2 separate regions of the Mus musculus genome follow, and region 1 is linked to region 2. The links are chromatin contacts, found by Hi-C or POLR2A ChIA-PET in ENCODE. All regions are on one chromosome and are shown on one strand. The core of a region is the stretch at or near the end of the contact, and the rest is flanking DNA. Distances in the headings are between cores, read along the strand shown. Region 1 holds the start of Tmem65 (transmembrane protein 65). Region 2 holds the start of Atad2 (ATPase family, AAA domain containing 2).

The links. Hi-C counts contacts between places; a loop is a spot of excess contacts on that map. ChIA-PET counts read pairs that join two places held with the same protein, here RNA polymerase II (POLR2A).
Region 1: a loop to region 2 is called in a map of heart, with 1.9 times the contacts of the local background. The contact joins the promoter of Tmem65 here to the promoter of Atad2 in region 2. A Hi-C loop is called at or near these places in 1 of 37 maps with a recorded cell type or tissue (heart). POLR2A ChIA-PET finds 5 or more read pairs at or near these places in 1 of 5 experiments (Patski).

Annotation. Positions count from the first base shown.
Region 1 is chr15:58,821,537-58,825,594 of GRCm38, forward strand. It overlaps Tmem65 (transmembrane protein 65), which reads right to left and starts at 1,891. Exons shown (of 7, transcript NM_175212.4): 1 at 1,307-1,891. The coding sequence starts at 1,592.
Region 2 is chr15:58,133,045-58,136,607 of GRCm38, forward strand. It overlaps Atad2 (ATPase family, AAA domain containing 2), which reads right to left and starts at 2,038. Exons shown (of 28, transcript NM_027435.2): 1 at 1,763-2,038. The coding sequence starts at 1,930.

The DNA.
Region 1 (4,058 bases), core at 641-3,140, 690 kb after region 2:
TTGTTTTCAAAGAGAACTTTTTCAGAATTTGAGTCTTTTTAAGCCACACATAGACTAAAGGTATGCTAGTTTTCGGTTATGATTTTCTGTAATGTTGTGATTTACTAACTGAATTGATTGGAATACTGCATTTTCCTGAAAAAGTGTTGTGGGTAAGCAATGCCTGAAATTATCCATTACTTTATAGTGGCTCACAATCCCCTAAACTGGGGAGAAAAAAAAAATCAGAGTAGTAAAGGATACAACCAATAAAAAGTCTCTTAAGTTGTAAAGGTAATCTAATATCAGGCAAGAGCTTGCTTTCCTCCCGTGCACAGGCCAAATGCAACCTTTCAAGATGCCTGAAAGCCACGTTCCGAATCAGTGCTGAAGTGTTCTATACTTCAGAACTTACAGAATGTTTACATAATACTTTATATTACCAACTTCAACTATTTAAAAACTTCCTAACACATCCAAATGTCACATAAAGAGTAGCTGTGTTTTTGTGTATACAACAGAATTTACATAGCAAGAAAAAAAAAACTTTAAAGACTGAATCCATTGTAGTCTTTGCATCTTTTCAATGCCTTTTCACATACACTCAAATTCTGACCTACCACATTCCGCACTTGTTTTAAAAATATCCTATCTTAACGTGTCTGTTTAAAAATAGCTTTCCTTTCATCCTTTCCCAATTATTTTTAAGTAGAAGTGTGCTTTTCATTTTCAAGTCACAGATTTCTTAGCCCCAACCACCCAAAAACTCACTTCATTCTTTCAAACTCCAAGGAAACAAACTCTGGAGTTCAATTTGAATCTCCAGACTTCCAGTACACACTCAGTTGCTGGCTCGATACAATCTTTCCTTGGGCCATTTCACAACCAAATGTGAGAAGCAATATAACAAACCAAGAGCATCTTGGGAGGGGACATCCACACACCTTCAAGAAAGTTTCCGGCTGCCTGCCCAGTTCCTGGCACTTTCTTAGACCAGGCAGGGCATGCCACCTGCATGGGTACACGGTCTCAGGAAGACACCAAAGGCTTAGGGAATGGAGGGCTGGAGAGAGGAGGCACAGGACAAACCAAAACACAACCCTGAGAGGCAGCTGACATTTCAGGATGAAGCTCCGAAATTCCACGGCCAGGGAGGCACCAGCCAAGCTCGGCCCTAACTACCTGGCACGATCCGCTCGTGTCCTGTCTTGGGGACACTCGGAAGGTGGAAAGTTTCCCCTTTCGGCCGTGCCAGGAGCGGGGCAGAGTGTGGGGAGGCGACAGGGGTCTGAGAAGTAGGTCTTCCCAGGCGGCCCCACCCGCTTACCTTGTGCGATGGCAATGGACTCGAAGCGGTGCAGCTCTTTGAGCAAGCAGCTCCTCTCCGTGGAGTGCAGGCTGTAGATGAAGTCGCGCGCGCCCTGCGCCGTGTTCAGCGCCTCCATGGGCTCCTTCTTGGGGTGTGTGCCCAGAAGCCGGGGACCGCCGGGAACCCCGAGCGCCAGCAGTCCCCGGCCGCAGCAGCACCAGGACGGCAGGCGGGGCGCGGCGGCAGGGCCGGGCCTCAGGCTGCGCGCCGTCCGGCTCCCCAGCAGCGGCAGCAGCCGGGACATGGCGCTGGAGCGCGACCCCCGCAGCGGTCCCAAGGGAAGACGGCTTCGGGGCGCAGCTGGACAGAGGCTCAGGAGCTGGGCTCAGCCCGGCCCCGCCCCGGGTCCTCCTGACGCGCGGCCCGGGCGCCCGACACCATGCACTCGGCGGGCCCGCGCGGCGACCGCCTCCCAGCCGTGCCCGCTCCGCTTCCCGCAGGCCGTGAGCCCGGGAAAACTTTCTGCGCCGCGGCCGGGCCGGGAGCTCGGAGCGGGCGGGCGGTGCGGGCGGGCGGGCGCCTCCCGGATGAGGAGCGGCGGCGCGGGCGAGCTCGGCGAGCGTGTCTGATCTTCCAGAGGGATGAGTCACCGCGCGCCGCCCTCCTCCGGCGCCGCCCTCCGCCGCCGACCGCTTTCCCACCCTCTGGCCTCACGCCGGCCTCACTCGGTAGGGCTGCTGCGCCCTCAAAGCAACCGCGCCGTGACAATCAGGCCCGAGCCGCAGCCGCCACCCCTAGCGGCGGAGCCCGGGATAGGAGGGCGGGGCGGCAGGGACTGGGCGGGGACTGGGCGGGGCCACGCAGGCGCATAGCCGCTTGGGAGGGAGCTCATCCTGGAGTCTCCACCCACTCCTTTGCGTGGCAAGGAAAGGAAGGGGTGCTTACCCCGTCAGACGGCATCCGCCTGTGTTAAATGCACGGCAGAGAGCAGCAAAATAGAGTTCAGGGCTGGATGCCCGGCGGGGTGGTGCAGCTCCCGCACTGCTCTCCGAAGCACCGTCCTAAATCTGGAGTTCGGACGGCCCTGGAGGAGCAGCCGGATGGATAAGAGCCTCGTGGGGTCACCGCACCCAGCCCAGGCCTGCGGGACATGAAGCACAAAGAGCCGCACCCTTCGCCAAGCCAGAGAGTGCCCACCGAGGCCAGACAGTGCGGCGCTGAAACGCCCTCTCTGGCAGCACCCTGGGGAAGGCGGCAGGGCCGGCTCAACCCGTCCCAAAAAGAGGAGGGTGTGAGGCTGAGACTTAAGATTTGGGGAGGAGAATACTCTTCCCTGACCCGACAGCTGTTTACTTGGAGATTGTCAACTCTGGAGCCAGGGCGAGAATGTCATAAACCTTTATCGAATGGTCTCTGGGGATTTATGTCCCTCTTTTGGTGCCACGCGGAGGAGAGACTCATCCCTCTTGCCCAGATCCTAGATATTTGCAAGGCCAGGGTCAAATGTCACCTCCTTCATGAAACGTTCCCTTCTTTGTAAGGAAGATCACTGCTTTATCTGAACCTATCTGAGGACACTTAGGCACCCTATCTTAGAAAAATAAATCTGCTTAGACGATAAATCTACTCAAGTGTAATCAAGATCCAAATCCCCTCCTTATCGTAACCACTGCTGCAGCTCAGAACCTTGCATGAAGTGAATGTGCTATAAGCACGTAAGACAGCACAGCCAGTCCCACAGCTGTGGTTTTGAACTTGCAAATGCAATGAACCTCAGACCAAAAGTACTTGGAAAAAAAAGATGTATCTGCAGACTTTCTCATTATTCCGTTAATGGAACAGTGTAACAACTATTTCCGTGCACCTACACTGTATTGGTTATTATAAGTAATCCAGAGATGATTTAAAGTATGTCGGAGAGTCCAATCAGCTGTACTTTTATAAACCCTTCAGTTAAAATTAATGTCCTCAAGAGTGAACGGGAGGGGGGACGGGGGGGGGGAGGCTAACTGGGGGGGGGGGGGAGACCCTCCCCTAGAGTGGGTGGCACCTTCTGCCGGGTGGCCTAGAGAAGAAGAGGACTCCTCGAAACTCTGAAATTCCCATATTGCTTCTTTACACTGCCTTCAATTCTTACCAGAGAACGTGTCCACCTTTGTTCCTACTGCTGCCCTCCACTGACACCACTGTTCCCTTCTACAGCCTTCTGAGCTGGAATGACAACCAGAAACCCTTCAGGACTCTTCCAAGTCCCAAGCACCAGATTTGGACTGTGGCCAAATCCAGCTTCATGTACAGTGTGTGTGTGTGTGTTGTGGGAGCGGGGGGGGGGGGGGGGGGGAGGGTCCTGCAAGCTCTACAGCAGCAGGGAAATGAACTACCAGAGCCTCAGCTCAGCCAGCAGTCAGCTGGTGCTGATTCAGACTTCTGGAGTCTGACACCAGACCAGTTTATTTTAGACTTATTTAAATAAAGTACAATTTTGGAAAAGTTTCTTGGTAACAATTATCCCAATCCCACCTGCACAATAAAGCTTAAAGCTACACTGAAACTAATGTGTAAAGTTCATGTGACCTCGACCATGAAGATGGGCTGTTTAGCTTAAGGGCCTAGGATCTGGTGTGCTTTTGGTCATACAGATAGAACAAAGGTTACCAGGTTATGAAGTGCACATGACACCTCCTCTAAGGATGGGTTCTATTGACTGAGAAACAAAGAGAGGTCTAGGGAGAAAGAATCTAGGATAGCCCTATAGATAGCAAAGATCTCC
Region 2 (3,563 bases), core at 788-3,287:
TTGTAGTTATGGGTCCCTCTCCATACCTTCAGAATTTAAGGTCTGTCTCCAACATTAAACCAAGAAAAATCACAATAATGAATTTAAAGTGAATAAATTTTACCATCCAAAGTACCATCTGTATCTGTATCTCTACCATCTGTTGAAAAATATGTGACTGGAAATTAAGAAATATTCAAAGACTAGGGTAAGCAGAGAGTTAAGTTTTTTTGTTTTTTGATTTTGGAGACAGGGTTTTTCTGTGTAGCCCTGGCTGACCTGGAACTCACTCTGTAGACCAGGCTGGCCTCATTAAAGGCGTGCGCCACCACGCCTGGCTGAGAGTTAAGTTTTTGAAACATACATTTTTACTTACATGGGACTAAATATAAAGCCCCCAGTTTATAAAACTTTTCAAATACAAAGCTATTTTATGCTTGGTATAGATGGTGTTTTGTAATATGAATCTGTCGTCCTTGAGGAAAATCCGATATAACACCCCTAATTAGCCTCTAATTAGAAGCTCTACAAAAATACCTTGATTTATAGAAGGGAGGACTTCATTTCAAAAATATAAGCCGGGTGTGGTGACGCACGCCTTTGATACCAGCACTCAGGAGGCAGAAGCAAGCGGATTTCTGAGTTCGAGGCCAGCCTGGTCTACAAAGTGAGTTCCAGGACAGCCAGGGCTACACAGAGAAACCCTGTCTCAAAAAAAAAAAAAAAAAAAAAAAAAAAAAAAAAAAAACCAAACCAAAACAAAGCAAACAAACGAAGACTGTTTCATCCCAGTCCCCAAGGAAGCTACGTCTGTCTACAAGTGATTCACTTTATATAGTGCCAATACAAGATTAGGGTTGTCTGAACTAAGTGGACACTGCTGTGTCACTCCCAGCGCAGCGCTCCTGATCAGACTTCCAGTCTCCTGACCAGCTACGCGTCTGTTTTCCTACTCCCTCACTGCAACCGGACCATCACTACCGGTTTCGGAAACTTTAGTGTTTCTTCCTCAACCTCAACCTTTTTGGTGAACGCTGTCCCCGCTGTCCCCCTTCCACCACCGCCGAAGCCGGGCGATGTGTAATCTCTCCGCACTGGTCCCAGTGATGGGCAAGAAGCATTTGCAAACCTCCCACTACAGAGACTGTAAATGCAGCATGAAGCTGCCAGAAAAGGAAAGCTGTGGGAGGCACAAAAAACCGAAGTTCCAATTCCAGAACTGTCTACCACTCTCTGTTTACCTTTCTGGAGCCCATGTCTTCATCTGTCACACCGATAACCACCAACCAGAAGGTCCTCTAAGGCTTGTCAAGAGACTTAAAGTGCAACCACGCAATGTCGCCGTTCGTCCCTCCATATTATGCAACCTGATATTTTACTTCGCTTGAGTCTCACGATGGAACCTCCCTGGACCGTACATGGAGGTCAGTGGACTCTTTACTGTCTGGGCCCACAACTCAAGATGCTCCCGTGCACGCGCTCCAGCAGTCAGGGGGTTCGCACTCCCCTGACTGACGCGACCCGGGGAAGGAACCGGGAAGGAGGTGATGGGGGGAGCACAAGGTCGGCCCAAAGCTCCTCCGCTCGGCCCTACGCAGCGCTTCGGCTCTAGGTTTCCTCTTGCGTAGAAAGAGGTGGCGACCAACTTGCTCTGCCCGCTTCCAGCCAGTTCTGTCTTTCCAGAACCTTCCACCTCGCTGGTCCACGACAGCCCACTACCCCAGAGCGGGGCGCGCGTCTCCAACCCGGGGCCCAAAGCTCCCCGCCCTAGGTCGGTACTCACGCCCGCCGCCTTGGACGCCGTCGATTTCCTCCCGGCTCGGCGCAATCTGGGCCGCCTCCCGCCGCTGTCCTGCAGGCTGAGGAACTCACTGGACAGGTCCAGAGAGTCGGTGGCCGAGGAGGTGGTGGAGCGACTGTGCAGCTCCAGGCTGCTGCGGAGGACCACCATGGTGCCCCGCTTGCAGAAGCCGGAACCCGAGGCGGGGGAAGTGGAGAACCTGGCTCCGGAGGAGGCTGCTCAGGCGCTCACGCGCTCTGAATTCTGGCGCCACAAACTGCGCGCCCAGCGGCCGCAGCGTACGCGCGCCGAATCCCTCCGCCGCCGGCCACGCCTCCTGACCCCACCCCCAGATCGACGAACCCGAAATTCTCCTCCAATCCGAAGAGCGCGGGAACCGGAGCCGACGCGAACCGAGGCGCCAGCGAACCGCGTCGAGCCCCCTCACAGGAATTTGCGACGTCGTTCTTCCAGCTGTAGTTCCGGCTCTCCGCCCTCAGTGGAAGGAGACGGAGAGAGCGGTGCAGCGTCTTGTTTGGAATTTTGGCGCGTGGAGGCGGAAGGGCCCTTTGGCTCCCTGCCGGCGGCTTCCCGCCATCTAGGCTTCAAACGCCAGAAAAAAAAGGTCCTTAAACCAAGCACTTTGCCTCCGATAGGTTTGACTTTGAGACTTGAAGAGGTTTTTATTGATGAACTAACAAAAATAAACTGCACGAAAGAAAGAAAATATAATGGTCCTTAAAGACAGCTAAAAGAACTGGCAACAGCTATTGGGATAGAATGAGTCATATAAACTTACCCGGGATTAAAAAAAAAAAAAGCTAACTTGTAAAGTAATTACGACATAAAGTTAATGGCCAGTCACCTTATAAATGATCAAATTCTTTCCTGTGCTCAGAATGGTTTGTAGTCGTGCTAGGTACAAATGTAATTCATTTACAGAGACAAGCTTTTGCTGTGTCTATTTTGTCAAGGTTAAGCGTAAAAAAAGTAATTAAATGCAACATTTTTTTTTTAATTAGGGGTATACATAATAGATTATATGATGGCTCTCAAACCCCTCAAAGAGATCTGCTGACTGACATTTTTATTTTATTTATTTACTTATTTATTTATTTTTTTTTTGTTTTGTTTTGTTTTTCGGGACAGGGTTTCTCTGTATAACCCTGGCTGTCCTGGAACTCACTCTGTAGACCAGGCTTGGCCTCGAACTCAGAAATCTGCCTGTCTCTGCCTCCCAAGTGCTGGGATTAAAGGCGTGTGCCACCACGCCCGGCTTCTGACTGACATTTTAAGGTGTTTCATGAAAATGGCTTCCCCCGGCAGACAATACCAGCTCTGCTAGCCTCAGCTGAGGAAGATGAGCAGTAACAGACTCCACCTGGACCTGCTTCCCAGATGCTAACTGGCCACTTGGCAAAGAACTACCCCATCCCTCACCCACTGCCAGAGCCCAGTCCAAACTGTGGACACGGGTTGACTGCTCTACCCTGCCTTGCAAAGGTACCTCAGCTCCCCAGAATTCCTCCTCCGCAGAAAAATCTCTCAGACCTTCTGGGTCTGACATAAGGCCGATGATAGGACCCTCTGTGGCAGCTGGTGGTGGAAGACTGACAACCTCTGCCCCAAACAAAGCCATCAAGATCACCATGGAGTAGCCCAGGGTGGCTGTCTACGTAACAGATAAATCACCTCTGTCATTCTTAATTGATACAGAGGCCATTTGGCATTAAAAATAAATAAATAAAAAGCTTTGTTAAACAAGAGATATAAATGTCCCAATTCAATAGGAACAGATTCCATT